Regions from separate parts of the Homo sapiens genome. Here region 2 is linked to region 1. A link is a loop called in an ENCODE intact Hi-C map of the cell type or tissue named here. Cell type or tissue: body of pancreas. All regions are shown on one strand.

Region 1 (8,000 bases):
GTCGTGGAAGCACTGACAGGCAGTGCAGCCTCGAGGCTCCGCGGGGGCACTTCCTCCAGACGCCTCTCTTCCACACCCCTTCCAAAAGCAAAAAGAAGCCTCGAAAGTGAAATGTATCTGGAAGGTAAGCCACCCGCACAAAGGGTTGCGGGGTGCTCTGGAGTTGGGTAGCCACCCTGCCCACGACACAGGGTTGCCGTGAGGGTCAGCGGGCCAGAGTGGCAAGGTCTAGTGTTTGGCACACAGAGCTGTTTAGAGAGTGATAGTTGCCTTGCCTTTGCTGCCTGTTGGTTTCCTGCATTTTATTATTGCCACTGCAATTTAATTTAGGTGCTTGAATCATTAGTTTTCTGGATCTTATGCATCATAATTGGCTATTTGTGAGGATAACAGTTTATTTTCAAACTAGTAGAGCTCTTTAGAAACCACGTTGGTATCTTCTCCGTGCAATTGGTAATATTCTTGCCTTGGTTCTTTCTGCACCTTAGGTCTGGGCAGATCACACATTGCTTCCCCCAGTCCTTGTCCTGACAGAATGCCCCTACCATCACCCACTGAGTCTAGGCACAGCCTCTCCATCCCTCCTGTCTCCAGCCCTCCGGAGCAGAAAGTGGGGTAAGTATAACGTTCTGATTGATTAGCTTCAGCTGAATAATGTTACTTGCTCTGTCAGCCTTCACTTGTTTTACTGGGATTTTTTTTTTTTGAGATAATTATTATAGATCATGTGGCAGTATAGAATTTGCAATCAGATTGCAAAATGATATGTCATCTTTGAGAATCATCTAAATTACCTGGAGGGAAAAAGATTGCTTTTAGCAAATAAGTGGATAATGCTTATTTGCTAAACTTGATATATGGACCATGCAATCTGGTATTAATAAGCATCTTCCTAGTTCTGTGAATAGATTTGGTTTATTAAGATAAAAAACAAATGTACAAAATCTGAAAGCAAACAAATGGAGGTTATTTATAAAGTTGGAACAATTTTACACATCATTAAAAAGTCATTTTTAAAATATTTTGGCATTGAAATATAAACAGATAAGGTTCTGACCTGCATATCATTGAAATAAATTCAAACGTGGTAGCAGGCTCTGGTGTATGATTGTTGAAACAGGAAGGAGTGGATGTTTTTAGAAACTAGTCCACTGGGTCAGCCAGGCTATGATTTGAGTCATGAGCAGACTCCTACCCATACCTGGGCCCCACAGCAGAGGGAACTGACTCCTTAGCTCCAGGCTCGATCTCGGGCATCTGCATGTTAATGTAGTTCTCTGCCACATGGGCCTGTCGTAGTCCTAAAGCTTTTTTTTTTTTTTTTTTTTTTTGTGATAAGCCAAAAGGAAGGATAAGACACACACATATGCTGAGTTAGGGCGCTTTGCTCACTCAAGGTTGTGGTGTTGCATCTTCATCTGGTTCATGCTGATAGTGTGCAGAATTTTTTTTCAGAAATGTTTTATGGTTATTTCCTAGGAATAGCATTCAGAGTACAACATTATTCTTTATTAACAACTGTAGTACCTACTTCACAGCATGAAATAGTTACAAGGAGTAACTGATTAAACAGGTATTAATTGCTGAGAACAATGCCTAGTGGTGGTGGTGAGGTGGAGCTATTTACAAGACAAAGAGAAAGGGAATTTTGTAGAGCCTTTTCTTGAGTCACAAAAGGCTTTTTGTCACCTTGTACTCTTTGGTTTTCCATTATTGAAACTTCACGAGTTTTATCCTTCCAATCTAGTCTTTATCGAAGACAAACTGAACTTCAAGACAAAAGTGAATTTTCAGATGTGGACAAGCTAGCTTTTAAGGATAATGAGGAGTTTGAATCATCTTTTGAATGTAAGTTCAAATATAAATACCAGTTTTTATATGTTGAAAATCTAGAAAGCTTAGTTTTGGTGAAACGTATCCATTGGTTTAAAAAGAAAAGCAGTTACAAATTGGGTCATTATTATTTTGTGATACAACCACAAGTACAGATGTATCACCTCATTTTTCTACCATGATGATTTTCATGTGTGTGTTTACTTTTTAAAAATTTCAGTATGACTAATAATTTCAGAGTTTGAGCTAAGCTTATAAATGAATTATTAACTTATCAGATTTTAAATAAGTGATTTTTATTTATTTTTTCCTTTGATGGAATACAAGAATGTTTATTTTTATTTTTTTGAGATGGAGTCTCTCTCTGTTGCCCAGGCTGGAGTACAGTGGTCCGATCTTGGCTCACTGCAATCTCCCTCCTCCTCCCAGGTCCAAGTGATTCATCTGCCTCAGCCTCCCGAGTAGCTGGGACCAACCACAGGTGCATGCCATCACACCCAGCTAGTTTTTTTGTATTTTTAGTAGAGATGGGGTTTCACCATATTGGCCAGGCTGGTCTTGAGCTCCTGACCTCAAGTGATCCGCCTGCATCGGCCTCCCAAAATGCTGGGATAACAGGCATGAGCCACTGCGCCCGGCCTAAGGATGTTATTTTTTAAATATACTGATTCAGTTGATTGCCTCAGATTTAGAAAACCTCATTTTTAGTAAAAGAATAGAGATAAAAGAATATTAAGAGTCCAGAAACTGGTGTCCTGGCTATGGCCCTGCCTTAGACTGTCTTACTTTGTAGCCACTTTGTAAGTGTAAAATAAGCATGTAGAGCCTATCATCTCTAAGGTTCTTTCCAGCTTGAGAAATCTTTATATTTGCATATAAGCTATTGGTTAGCCTTGTAAACTTCATCTTCAAATCTGAAAGTGTTAATATTTTGAACAGTTAAATGAGAGGGCTTGGTAAATTTTGTAAATATTTGTTAAAGTCTTTGTGTTAAATCATTGATATTTTAATAGAATTCAAATGATGATCAGCAAGCCAATTGAATTCTTCACTGTCACTGGGTTGATTTTCCTGTTGGGTAACGAATCTCATTTTGTAAACAAAGTTAATTCTTTCAACTACGAGAACACTCTGACAAGCAAATACGTTGCCAAGTGGTTATGTTGGGAACTTCATAGAATCCTGTTAGGAAAGGGCGCACCCAGTTACTTTGGCTTCAGTTCCCGTGCTCCAGTCAGTTGCCCCCACACTGCACTGCCCTTCTTTGTCTTGGTGTTATTATTAAGGACTCATGGGACAATTGTGCCTCATGCAGCTGCAGGGAACATGCCAAGGCAGTTGGAAATGGGCGGGCTTTCTCCTGCCGGGGATATGTCTCATGTGGACGCTGCTGCAGCTGCTGTGCCCCTCTCATATCAGCACCCAAGTAAGTTCTTTTTTTGAACTAACAGTCAGCAGGGTCGCATACTAAATACCAGTCCGTGTGCTCTGTGAATTATTTCATGTATCACTGAAGTCATCTTGTAGGTGTAAATTAGTCAAAATCTTGGGTTGGGGGTTATAGGTGTCATTATATTGTTAATGACATTTCTGAAGTAATTCCCATGTGAACATGTAAAGACAGTGCTGAGAAAGGACACGTTGGAAGGAAAGGCTTCTCATTTAGGCTTCCCAGGCCAGTTGCTTAAAAAGTGTTTTCATTTACTCTTCAGTGCCTGGCATAGTAGTTGGACTTTTCCCCAAGACTCTTCTGCAAAAACTGTTCCTTGGGAACCTTAAAGTTTGGGAAATCACAGTGAAAAATTGAAATAATAATTAACTCCCAGCATATATCTTTAATATGATTGTAACATTTAAATATTATTTATTTTTCTATCTACTTGTTTCCTTTGTGTCTTAAGAAATTAGGACAGAAAAACTTCGTATTTCAATCTTTGGAAAAGCTGTGACACCGAGTTAGCGTAGCACTGGAGGAAAACTGGCCATCAGACTTCTCTTCTCTGGCCCACTTCCTCTTTTTCCTCTTCTCCTCCAGATTACCCACTTCCCTCCCTGCGGGTGGAGGGAGACGGGAAGAGAGCCGTGGGAGCTTTGTGCTTTGTTCCAGGGCTCAGCCAACAGCCAGGTCCTTTTCTTCTTGGACCAAGTGTTTAATCCTCAAATCTGAAAGGAATTTTCTCAAGTAAAGCCACCTCTTAGTCCCTCCCAAACGTTGGAAAAACATCATACCCAAAACCCCTGTTAGCAGTTTCTTGGTTTTAGTCATGGTACCCAGGAACATATAAAATAACTGAAAGAGGCAAGAGATTTTGAGAGGGTTGATGTTGCTGATTCCAGAGTAAATCTGCTTTGGAAAGCATTCAGTGAGACATGATCTAGAGCCTTGTCTCTGCTGGGCACTTTGCTCAGCGCTGAGCATATAGCTCAAGCCCTCGCCTTCCTGGATTTCTAGCAGGGGAGGCAGATGGTCAGCAGGCCATCACCCAGGACCGCAGCAGGGAGGGGCTGCAGCAGCTGAGTAGGGGCCGTGGCCACAAGAGGGAGTGTCTACAGGCACTCATTTGGCACAGACCTGAGCGAGGGAATACAAATAATGTGATAGGATAAGGGAAATCAACTGAGTAACTAGGTGTTCTGCTGCTGAGATGGAACATAGATTATAATATTTGCTTTAAAAATTATTAAGCAGCATGGCGAGTGACATTTTAGTTATTGAGAAATTGTTATATTTGTCATTTCATCTCTTCATCTGGGCACAAAGGGAATTCAAAAAGGTTGAAATTTGGTGTCTCGGAGGTGCCCCGTGGACATGCTTCCTTCCTTTCCCCTTGTGTCCAAGAGATTTCTGTATACCACCCTGCAGCTACAAAATATACACCAGAGTAGAGAAGCAGCTCACTCTTCCTCTTTATTTTGTAATTGGTGCTTAAACAACATTCCTATTTTGAGATTACTATTCCATATAAGAAAGCAATCTTGTTTAGGAGTAACTATTTTTTCTTCTCTAGCAAGGAGGAAGTTGCATTTCTGCCTGTGGAAATGATCAGCTGTCTCCTCTGGTATTTTAATTTCATGAGAAGGATTCAGAAGAGATGGGGGAGAGAGAGAAGAAACTGTGTTGCTTCTCTCCTATTAGTAAAACTCAGTTCCTGCTGATCACTTTAGAACAAGGCACAGCAAAAAGGTTCAAAGTCCTCTGCTGAACCTATGAATTTTTCTACTTATTAGCATTGCTTGGGTTGAAAAAAAAAATGTAGGTTATGGGTCAGAGCCAGAAGAGAAAGGTCAGCATAATTGTCTCTGGGATTGGGGTCTAATTAAAACTTTTGAGATATAGGGACCTGTGCCAAGATGCAGAGGGAACAGACAAGTAATTAAAGTATGGACCTTGCCTGGAAGGAATAGAAGTGGAAGAAACAAGTACATGTAGTTTTTGACAGATCAGGTACAAGATATCCTGCAAGTGAGATGCTGGAGTGGTTAGTTGTCACTTCAGGAATAAGGAGGAGGTGGCATTTCAGTTGGGTCTTGAATAGCATTTCAGACTTTGTGAGAGCAAGGGAGTGCTACAGGCTGAGGAGACAGTGAAGGTGAATGTCAAGCAAGGAAGATAGAGCCACGGCCAGGCCCCAGTGAGTGGGTTGGTACAGATGAAATATTTCTCGTACAAAGTTGGTGGTGATGTAGGAAATCAATCTGGGAAGAAAAGGGCAGGTTGTCAGAGCCCAGACTACCATGGCGTAGGACTCTTATCAGAGCGGAGATGCTGCACAGCAGATCCACATCTTCCCCTCAGGAAATGCCTGGTGCAGATGACCACAGGTTGTTGGAAGGCAGAGACTGGCTTCAGGAAGAGCCTTGACTGGGCTGTTTCAGTAGTCCAGGGAGATGGTGAGAAGGGCCCCTGTTGCAGCCACAGGACAGGGAGTGTGAACCTGCAAACACTGGTGGCTGAGTGGATAGAGGGTAGAAAGAGCATGATCGAAGGACCGGGATGATCATGCCTGGGACGAAGCTAGTGCTGTGGGGTTTCCACATGCGGATGGCAAGGAACTATCAGAAATGTGGACGCGAGGCTAGGGAGAGAGACCAGGAGTAGAGGAAAAGATAGGGAAAGGATCCATATACAAGTGATGGCTAAAACCCCAGGAAGGGCTGCCGTCAGTTTGGAGGAAGTGGGGAATGAACAGTGAGATGGCTGGAATGGCGGGGGGAGGGCAGTGGTGTGATTTCTGTTCTGTTTTGTTGGGGTAGGACAGACTTGAGCATCTTTATGGGAGTAAGACTTCTAAAACTACTGTGTACAGAAATAGGGATTAATGGCTCAGTCTGGGTCCTAAAGATAGGGGAGGGATTATAATCAAAGGCAGAGGCAGAAATGCAGGGTTTGCCTTGGAAAGGAGGGAGGAGATCTGTGAAGAGGATGAGAACATGTGACATGGAAGGAGGACAGTTGGAGTTGGTTATGGTGAGGGTGACGTATTTGTCTCAGTCAAGTGAAGTAGGGTACAGTTCAAGGAGTGGGGTCGGGAGCTTGAAGTCGGTGAAAATGAAATAGTGACTTGAAGCAGGTCACAGAGTCAACTAAAAGCCAAGCAGAGTCTCCGTGGGTCTTGGCAAGGGCTCCTGCAGACTGGTCCTGCATTCATTTGAATAATCTGATACTGGAAGCTACTCTTTATTTTCTGTCCTATTAGGTGTAGATCAGAAACAAATTGAAGAACAAAAGGAAGAAGAAAAAATACGGGAACAGCAAGTGAAAGAACGAAGGCAGAGAGAAGAAAGAAGGCAGAGTAACCTACAAGAAGTTTTAGAAAGGGAACGAAGAGAACTAGAAAAACTGTATCAGGAAAGGGTAATAAGTATGACTTGATTCTCTGAACTGGTTGCTCCATTGTACACCTTTCGTAAGTACATTGAGCTCAGGGAGGGGAGTCAATTGGTGTACAAAGTCAGAGGTGCGGCAGATGCCTTAAAAGGCATCCCTGTCCTCTCCTTGTCTTAAAAGCAGTGGGAAAGGCTGCACAGAATGTGAAGCTTAGGAGTTTTGTAGTAAAGGATAGTTTTTGAAGGTAATTTTTGTACATTCTCATCTGATCCTTAAAACAAGCCTGTAAAAAAGGTAGACTGTGCTTTGCTGCAGAACTTTGCTTTGAAAACAGGGTTTAAAGAAGAGACTGTCAGTGCCAGCTAGCTGGGACTAGAACCCAAGGGAGGAGTGGCTGCCAGTTCACAGTTGCTTCCAGGGGCACACACTCCCTCCCTCCTTCCTCTATTTCTCTTCTTGCCTTCTGTGTCCCAATTCTAGTCCTAGCAGATGGATTACTCTGTCCACTTAACACACCTGCTAAGTCTTGCTTGAATTACTCTAACATATGAATGTTCCTTGGACTCTTGGTTAATTCAAGTCCAAAGCACAGGACACTTGCCAATTAATACCTTCCTTCATTGAGATGACATATTTGTCTTCCTTTGATGATAGCAATGACTTCAATTTTAAAAATTAGTCCTCTGGCATACAGGCTGTACTTGAAGGATCGGGATTAATATTAGTGCATTTTTAAAACACTTAAAAGTTTTACAAATGTATTTGTGTATTTTCTGTTTTGGTGCCTGTTTTATAGAAGATGATTGAAGAATCACTGAAGATTAAAATAAAAAAGGAATTAGAAATGGAAAATGAATTAGAAATGAGTAATCAAGAAATAAAAGACAAATCTGCTCACAGTGAAAATCCTTTAGAGAAATACATGAAAATCATCCAGCAGGAGCAAGACCAGGAGTCGGCAGATAAGGTGCCAGTGCCATGGGCAGGGCAATCTGTGGGTGGGGGACATCCAGGGCTTCCGTGGCTTAACTTCTTGGGACGGGAATCCGTCTTCTCCATTGAAGACAAAAAGGTGAAAAGTATAGAAAATCCAAAGTTCAAATGGAACCTTGAGTCTTTTAAATATACTATTCTTTTGACAAAAATTCATAGCTTTTTTGCTTAAGGTAAAAGATTTAAGAGATTTTAATTTGTAAAAGTTGGGGTGGCTCATTAAGAAAGAAAAGATCTATCAAATGCATTAATACTGACATTAATATTTTATGTAAGTCTGAAGTATTATGGGTGTTAAATGCATACCCTATAGTTTATTTTGATGTGCTTGCTAAATTTCATGTTT
Region 2 (8,000 bases), 240 kb after region 1:
ACCTTGCAGTGAGCCCAGATCGTGCCACTGCACTCCAGCCTGGGTGACAGAGCAAGACTCCATCTTGAAAAAAAAAAAATTTAAAAAAGATGGAGATGGAGGGGTGAGTCCCACATCTTGGAGGGGCTAGTATCTATAGCTATTATTTGGAATTATTCTGTAAGGAAGATTTGTCTCTTCTCTCCATATATTTATTTATTAGTCAATCATTTATCAGTATAGACTCAAGTATTTTTATGTTATACTTTGGGTTACAATCTAACACCATATTATTTATTTTGTTGCTCAGGCTGTCCAGTTTGGCCACTGGGAGCTCTTCTGGGAGTGGCTTCTGTGCCCCTTTGACATGCCGCCGTCCTTTTATTTTGTTTTGAGTATATTAGCTTTGATGTAAAACTTGGTTTTCTTCCCCATCTATCCACTGAAATTGCTTTAAGGTCCTTCAGATGACAATGGTTTCTAGATTGTCTACTTTTCTGTCTTCAGCTTATCAGACCTCTCCGTAACATTTAGTACTGTAAAGCTCTTTCCTTCAAATTCTATTTCATTTGAAAAATTTACTACGAAATTTTCAAACAAAAACAAAACTAGAGAGAATAGCATACTGCATCTCCACGTGTCCATCACTCGGCTTCAGTAATTCTCAACATTTTGCTGATCTGATTTCAACTGTTGCCTCTCCCATGCCCTGTCACTGGAGCACTTTAAAGAAAACCCCAGGTATCATATCAGCTCAACTTGAAATAGTTCAGTGTCTTTAACAGATAAAAACTAAACGAACAAAGAAACAAAAAACCCATAACCATAAAACAATTATTATACCTAACAAAGTTAATAAGTCTTTAATATCGTCTAACACTCGGTCCATACTCAAATTTCTTCAATGATCTAAAAGTGTTTTAATAATCAATTTGTCCAAGTTAGGACACATACAAGTTCCACACCATATCCCATAACACCTCCTCGCCCTCGCCATCACTCTTTCTCCAACATGCGCTTTTTTTCCCCTGAGACAGAGTCTCACTCTGTCGCCAGGCTAGAGTGCAGTGGCGCAATCTGGGCTCACTGCAACCTCCACCTCCTGGGTTCAAGTGATCCTCTCACCTCAGCCTCCCAAGTAGCTGGGACTACAGGTGTGCACCACCACACCCCGCTAATTTTTGTATTTTTTGTGGTTTCACCACGTTGGCCAGGATAGTCTCCATCTCTTGACCTTGTGATCTGCTCGCCTCGGCCTCCCAGAGTGTTGGGATTACAGGTGTGAGCCACCATGCCCGGCCCCAACATGTGCTTCTTAAAAGTCCATTTGTGGCCTGGCTTGGTGGCTCACGCCTGTAATCCCAGCACTTTGGGAGGCCGAGGTGGGCGGATCACCTGAGGTCAGGAGTTAGAGACCAGCCTGGCCAACATGGTGAAACCCCGTCTGTACTAAACATACAAAAAAGCCGGGCGTGGTGGTAGGCACCTCTAATCCCAGCTACTCTGGAGGTTGAGGTGGGAGAAACCTTTGAACCCAGGAGGCGAAGGTTGCAGTGAGTGAGCCAAGATCACACCACTGCACTCCAGCAAAAAAAAAAAAAAAAAAAAAAAAAAGTTTGTTAAAGAAACTGGGTCTTCCATCCTATGAAATTTCTCACATTCTGGATTTGGCTGATGACATCTTCAGTGTCTTTTAATATACTGGTCTTCTCCCTGAACTTCCTGTGACTGGTAATTAGACATAGAGTCTTGATTAGATTTCGGTTGCAAATATAGATGATAGATATACAGATAAGATGGGTAGAGATAGATAGATAGGTGATAGATAGATAGATAGATAGATAGATAGATAGATAGATAGATAAATAGAGTTCTTCAGGGCCCCACTGTCACAGGTCAATTCCTCTTAGTTTACATACTGTCCCTTTTTCCACATTCCTAAGGCCGAGGGCTGAAACATCTATATTTTTATTTTATTTAGTTATTTATTTATTTGAGATGGAGTTTCGCTCTTGTCGCCCAGGCTGGAGTGCAATGGTGCAATCTCGGCTCACTGCAACCTCCGCTCACTGCAAACTCCGCCTCTCTGGTACAAGCCATTCTCCTGCCTCAGCTTCGGGAGTAGCTGGGATTACAGGTGTGCACCACCATGCCCAGCTAATTTTTGTATTATTAGTACAGACAGTTTTACCATGTTGGCCAGGCTGGTCTCGAACTCCTGACCTCAGGTGATCCACTCACCTCGACCTCCCAAAGCGCTGGGATTACAGGCATGAGCCACCACGCCCGGCCAACATCTGTATTTTTAATGCAGGTCCTCTCTATTGAGTTCCAAACCCAAATAGCCAGTGAGTGGTAGGATGTCACTGGATGTTTTTTGAACTCCTCAAATTCACTGTGTCCCAAATGGAATTGATTGTCCCTCTCAAACCTGTTTCTCATTGTTCGCTTTACCTCAGTGACTACAACTTCCATCCAAGACACACACCTGAGCCATCCTAGGCTGGTTCATCACCTGGCCCAAGTCACCAAGCCATGGGATGTCTATTTCTTCGGTGTCTCTGGAATGTGTCCCCTCTTCTCACTGCCTTAGCCTCAGTTATAAAATTCAGTTAAAGAATGCAAATGCATTATCCAGAGTCACACGTTCTCAAGCCCAGCAGGGACTAGACCGTAACCTCATGCTCAGCTCCAGATTCAGCTCAGCTCCTGTGCTTTGAAGACATGTACCTTCCACTTCCTGTGAATGTGGTTGTTAGAACCAGATTTCAGCATGCTGGAGCAGCTAACGGCAGGGAAGTTAGGAGTCAGAATATCTGTGTTTGAAGCTCACATCCATCACTTGAAGTGAATGTGGTGATGTTGGTTAATTTCTCTGTGCTTCAGTCTCCTCATCTGCAAAATGACAATAATATTCCTTCAACACATTTCTGAAATTCCCAAAGGTCTGAAAACTGGAAGGGTTTTTCTTGTTTTAAAATTTGTTTGGCAGCACAACCTGACTTGACCTTAATGATTTGATGACAAAACCTGACCTGGATGGAACTGAGGATATTTATGGTCTGTATTTATCATACTTAGAATATTCTTCCATTTTATAGTCCAGCTATCTTGGTGGCAGGCTACCCTAGCCCACTGGGCCAAGTTCTAGAATATGCTGTTTTACTTTTCAAAAGTACAAAAATGCCTACATTCTGAAACATACATGATCTAAGGGTTTTGGAAAACAGGTTTTGTACCTGTAATAGCTACCTCATAGGTTTGTCATAGATAGATTGCTAAAGAAATTAGTATTTGTAAAGCAATTAGAAGAGGGTGAGGCTTATAGTAAGCTCTATTTAAGTGTTTGATAAAGTAAACATTTCCTGTAACATTTAACCCTAGAAATGAAGTGAAAGATAAACTACTTTGTTAGAATAGAGTTTGATAAACTTAGGGGCCTCCATCAAAGCTGGGTTATTACCATTGCTTTTCTGTTCTAAAGAAATTAAACATTAGACAGATAGAAAAACCCCCTTTGAGTGGTGTCTCAACCTCTCCCTACTCAGAACTAACCACTATTCTGAAGTTGGGGTGTATGTGTGTGAATCTTTTCCATGCATGTTTCTAGATTTTAGTACATATATGCGTGCATGGTGTGTATTTTTTAAAGTTATGGCTAAATGTTATCATGCTATACCTACACAACTTCCTTTTTCACCTCGACACTAGCATTTTCATACATGTAGTCTAGCTCATTTCTCTTAAGGGCTCCTGTAGTATGCCATCATTGAACACTCCACAGTTTACTTACCCACATCCTGTAGATGGGCACTTAATTTGTTTCCAATTGTTTGCTATTATTATGTGGCAGTGCCCACTCTCTTGTGCACCTCCTTGTGCCCACATGGAAGAGTGTCTCTTGGGCATATACCTGAGAGTAGGATTGCTGGGTCATATGTGCCTGTTTTAACTTTGCAAGAAAAATGCCACCGTGCCCTTCAATAGGGTGGACCAACCTATACTCCCATAGCAATGTGAGTTCTCATCTCTCTACGTCCTTGCCACACTTGGCATTTTTATTCTTTTTCTTTTGTGAGACAGCATCTCGCTCTGTTGCCCAGGCTGACACGGCCTCAGCTCACTGAAACCTCTGCCTCCTGGGTTCAAGTGATTCTCCTGCTTCAGCCTCCCAAGTAGCTGGGACTACAGGTGCATGGCACCATGTCTGGCTAATTTTTTTCCTGTATTTTTAGTAGAGACGGGGTTTCACCATATTGGCCAGGCTGGTCTCGAACTCCTGGCCTCAAGCAATCCAACCGCCTTGGCCTCCCAAAGTGCTGGGATTACAGATATGAGCCACCGTGACTGGCCAGCATTTTTATTCTTTTTAGACATTTGCCTATCTGAAGGGTATGGAATATCACTCTTATTGTAATTAGTGGTTCTCTGGTTACCAGTGAGGTTGAACACCTTTTCTGCAATAGGCTTGTAAGTGGTCTGCCTGCCCCCCATTGTGTGATATTGTGAGATAATAAAAAATATATATATTTGGTCTCTGACATAGACCCCCTGAAACTCTTGTAGATAGAGGCACTAGGAAAGTCTTTTGTTGTAATACTTGGTCTTTGACCCTGGTTCCTGACACAGAGCTCCTAAATGCTTTGGAATTTCCTGGGTGATGGGAGTCTTTTGTTCTAATGAGGTGACTCTTGGTGGGCTCTTGGACAGCTTCGGGATGGGGCCAGCTGCCAGGGGAACCAACCACATGATTAGAAGGTTGGAATTTTCAGGCCCACCCCCTAACCTCCAGGGAAGGGAGATGGGCTGATGGTTGAGTTGGTCACTAATGGCCAATGATTTAATCAATCATGACTATGTAATGAAGCCTTCATAAAAACCCCAGAAGAACTGGGTTTGGAGAGCCTCTGGATTGCTGAACATGTGGAGGTTCCTGAAGGGCTGCGTGCTCAGAGAGACAAAGAAACTCTGCACCCCTTTCCACATACCTTGCCCAATGCATCTCTTCACTGTTCATCTGTATCTTTTGTACTATCCTTTAGTAAGCAGGTAAACTCAAGAAGTGTGAGCCTGAGTTCTGTGAGCCTTCCTAGGAAATTAATTGAACCCAAAGAGGAGGTCGTGGGAACCCTAATTGATAGCTGTTCAGTCAGAAGTATACGTGACAACCTACTACTTGTGATTGGCATCTGAAGTCGGGGGCAATCCTGTGGTACTGGGCCTTTAACTTGTGGGATCTGATGCTACCTCCAGATAGATAGTGTCAGAAATGAATTATAGGACACCCAGTTGGTGGCCCCTGGAGAAATTGCTTGATGTGTAGGGAAAAGCCCCCTGACATCTGGTGTCAGAAGTGCTCTCTGTTGTATTGAGTGCGAGTAGAGAAAAAAGAAGTTTGTTTTTTCCATCAGATATTGGTGCCTCCAACACATGTTCCCCTCGGTGGCAAAGGTGGCCTTGTTAAAAGGCCATGTGATCCTATCAGTGAAGACATCCACAGATTCTTCTGTGACTGGCCAAAGAGCTAGGGACACTTTTTTTTTTTTTTTCACTCTGTCATCCAGGCTGGAGTGCAATGGCGCAATCTCGGCTCACTGCAACCTCTGCCTCCTGGGTTCAAGCAATTCTCCTGCCTCAGCCTCCCGAGTAGCTGGGACTATAGGTGTGCACCACCACACCTGGCTTATTTTTGTATTTTTAGTAAAGACAGGGCTTCACCATGTTGGCCAGGCTGGTCTCGAACTCCTGACTTCAGGCGATCCGCCCACCTTGGCCTCCTAAAGTGCTGGGATTACAGGTGTGAGCCACCGCTCCCGGCCTGAGCTAGAGACATCTAATAAGCTCTGCATGCCCATCTACTCTCACATACACAGGGACACAGGGAGAATAGCCATCAGACTGTCACCAACAGACAGAAGCAAAAGTAGGATTTAGAAGAAAAAAAGGGAGAAAAAAAATCCTGAGGGAAGAGACTATGGTTTAACTAACTGTGATGGAAGAAATTCAAATATTTGTTGGATAAACAAACAAACGAGTCACGTGTGCCTTGTATCACAAATTATCTGAGACAAGCAGGAGGAAGGATGGGCTGGCATGAGGTGTCCAGAAGCCAGCGCATCCATTCGGAGAGCTGACAGGGAAACATTTCTCCGTATTTAGAAATTTTATACTCAAGACTCCCACTGGCACTTCCCAGTGATTTTTAAAGACAGGTAATAAACGTGTCAACATTTATTGAGTATTTACCGTGTAGCCAGCACTGTTTTACAGGCACTACTCAATGTGGTCCGCACAATGACCCCACGAGAGAATTATTAACACTCATTTTAAGGATAAGGAAGGAACCAGAAGCACTGAGAGGTGAAGCCTTAGGTAACAAAGCCAGTAGGGGTGAGACCGGCATGGTGATTTCTTTAGGGGAGGGTATAAGAGTCCTTTGCGAAGAGAAACATTTCACTTTCAAATGCCTCAGCACCTGCTGCAATTCCAGGCTTTGGTTTGTACTTGTATCTCAGTCACAGTTATTTTATAGTTAGGCATATGAATTTAAAATGAAAGGGAGAAATACTAAAGATTTGAAATTTTAGTTATGTGTCACCTCAAGGGAAAGTTAATTATCATTTTTGTCGGCAACACCTACACACAAATTGTGACTCCAGTAATAAAATGAGAGCTTAGAAAAATAAGCACCCAGGGCTGATGAAAATAATGCATTTGTCTCAGGGCAGGGGCTGAATGTGAAGCCAACTGTTCTTAGAGAGAAACATGTCAATACTAAATCTTTTCACCAGCCTTTGATGGATGTGCTAATCTTCTCAGGTCAACATGGGCTCACCCTGGCAATGTACTGTAATAACTTATTTAAAAGGCAGCTGGCTTTTATAAATGACCTGCTCCATCAGCTTTTAGATTTCATTTTCAGAAATGTATTCCTTTATCAAATCAATATTTGCTGTATATAGTAAGAAATCAACTGTGCGTTTTCTGCAACAGAGGTGACTGCAGCAGTGACCAGGTTTGGGAATTATTGTTCTTTTTTTTTTTTCTTTTGAGATGGAGTCTCACTCTGTTGCCCAGGCTGGAGCTCGGCTCACTGCAAGCTCCGCCTCCTGGGTTCACGCCATTCTCCTGCCTCAGCCTCCCAAGTAGCTGGGACTACAGGTGCCCGCCACCACGCCCGGCTAATTTTTTGTATTTTTAGTAGAGATGGGGTTTCACCGTGTTAGCCAGGATGGTCTCGATCTCCTGATCTCGTGATCTGCCCACCTCAGCCTCCCAAAGTGCTGGGATTACAGGCATGAGCCACCGCGCCGGGCCGGAATTATTGTTCTTTGCTCTCAATTCTGTATGACATCTAAGCTCTGTAGACATAATGAGATAACAAGAATAAAAATGTCAGGCAGGTGATTTTCATTCCATGAGAGGTGCAGTTGGCAAACTACCATCTGTAGACCAAATCTGGCCTGCAGTCTGTTTTTGTTTTTGTTTTGAGACGGAGTCTTGCTCTTTCTCTAGGTTGGAGTGCAGTGGCGCGATCTCAGCTCACTGCAACCTCTGCCTCCTGGGTTCAAGCAATTCCCCTGCCTCAGTCTCCCACGTAGCTGGGATTACAGGCACACACCACCATGCCCGGCTCATTTTTTGTATTTTAGTAGCGACGGGTTTCATCATGTTGGCCAGGATGGTCTCCATCTCCTGACCTCGTGATCTGCCCACCTCGGCCTCCCAAAGTGCTGGGATTACAGGCATGAACCATTGCGCCCGGCCGCCTGTTTTTATAAATAAAGTTTTATTAGAACACAGCCACACCCATTTGTTTACTTACTGTCTACAGCTGCTTTCACACTACAAAGGGAGGGTTGAGTAGTCACAACACTGACCGTGTGGCTTGCAGTGCCAAAGATATTCACTCTCTGGCCCTTTATAGAACATGCATCCCTCTCCACTACAGGTAGTGGTATTTGTCTCACTACACACTTGGCTCATTTTTAGTGGGGGCTAATGGAGCTAGAGTCAGAGAG

Evidence for each region. A loop is a pair of places that touch in the nucleus more often than their neighbours do. Peaks named below come from ENCODE experiments on the same cell type or tissue, not always from the same donor. Only the 100,000 strongest peaks of a DNase experiment are listed, where the experiment ranks them.
Region 2: a loop joins it to region 1, with 2.8 times the contacts of the local background. A loop is called at or near these places in 2 of 110 quality-filtered maps.

Annotation. Positions count from the first base shown.
Region 1 is chrX:13,760,597-13,768,596 of GRCh38, forward strand. OFD1 (OFD1 centriole and centriolar satellite protein) reads left to right here. Exons shown (of 23, transcript NM_003611.3): 16 at 1-124; 17 at 489-615; 18 at 1,748-1,848; 19 at 3,149-3,259; 20 at 6,531-6,688; 21 at 7,458-7,628. Among named protein-coding and RNA genes, the nearest start is that of OFD1, 30 kb to the left of the region's middle. RefSeq lists an enhancer at 154-653. In body of pancreas, a CTCF peak has its summit at 4,368 (motif pointing right); DNase peaks (open chromatin) are centred at 3,165 and 4,345; H3K27ac peaks cover 1,848 bases.
Region 2 is chrX:14,000,531-14,008,530 of GRCh38, forward strand. GEMIN8 (gem nuclear organelle associated protein 8) reads right to left here. Exons shown (of 5, transcript NM_001042479.2): 5 at 6,196-8,000. Among named protein-coding and RNA genes, the nearest start is that of GEMIN8, 25 kb to the right of the region's middle. In body of pancreas, no CTCF peak of the experiment used is centred here; no DNase peak of the experiment used is centred here.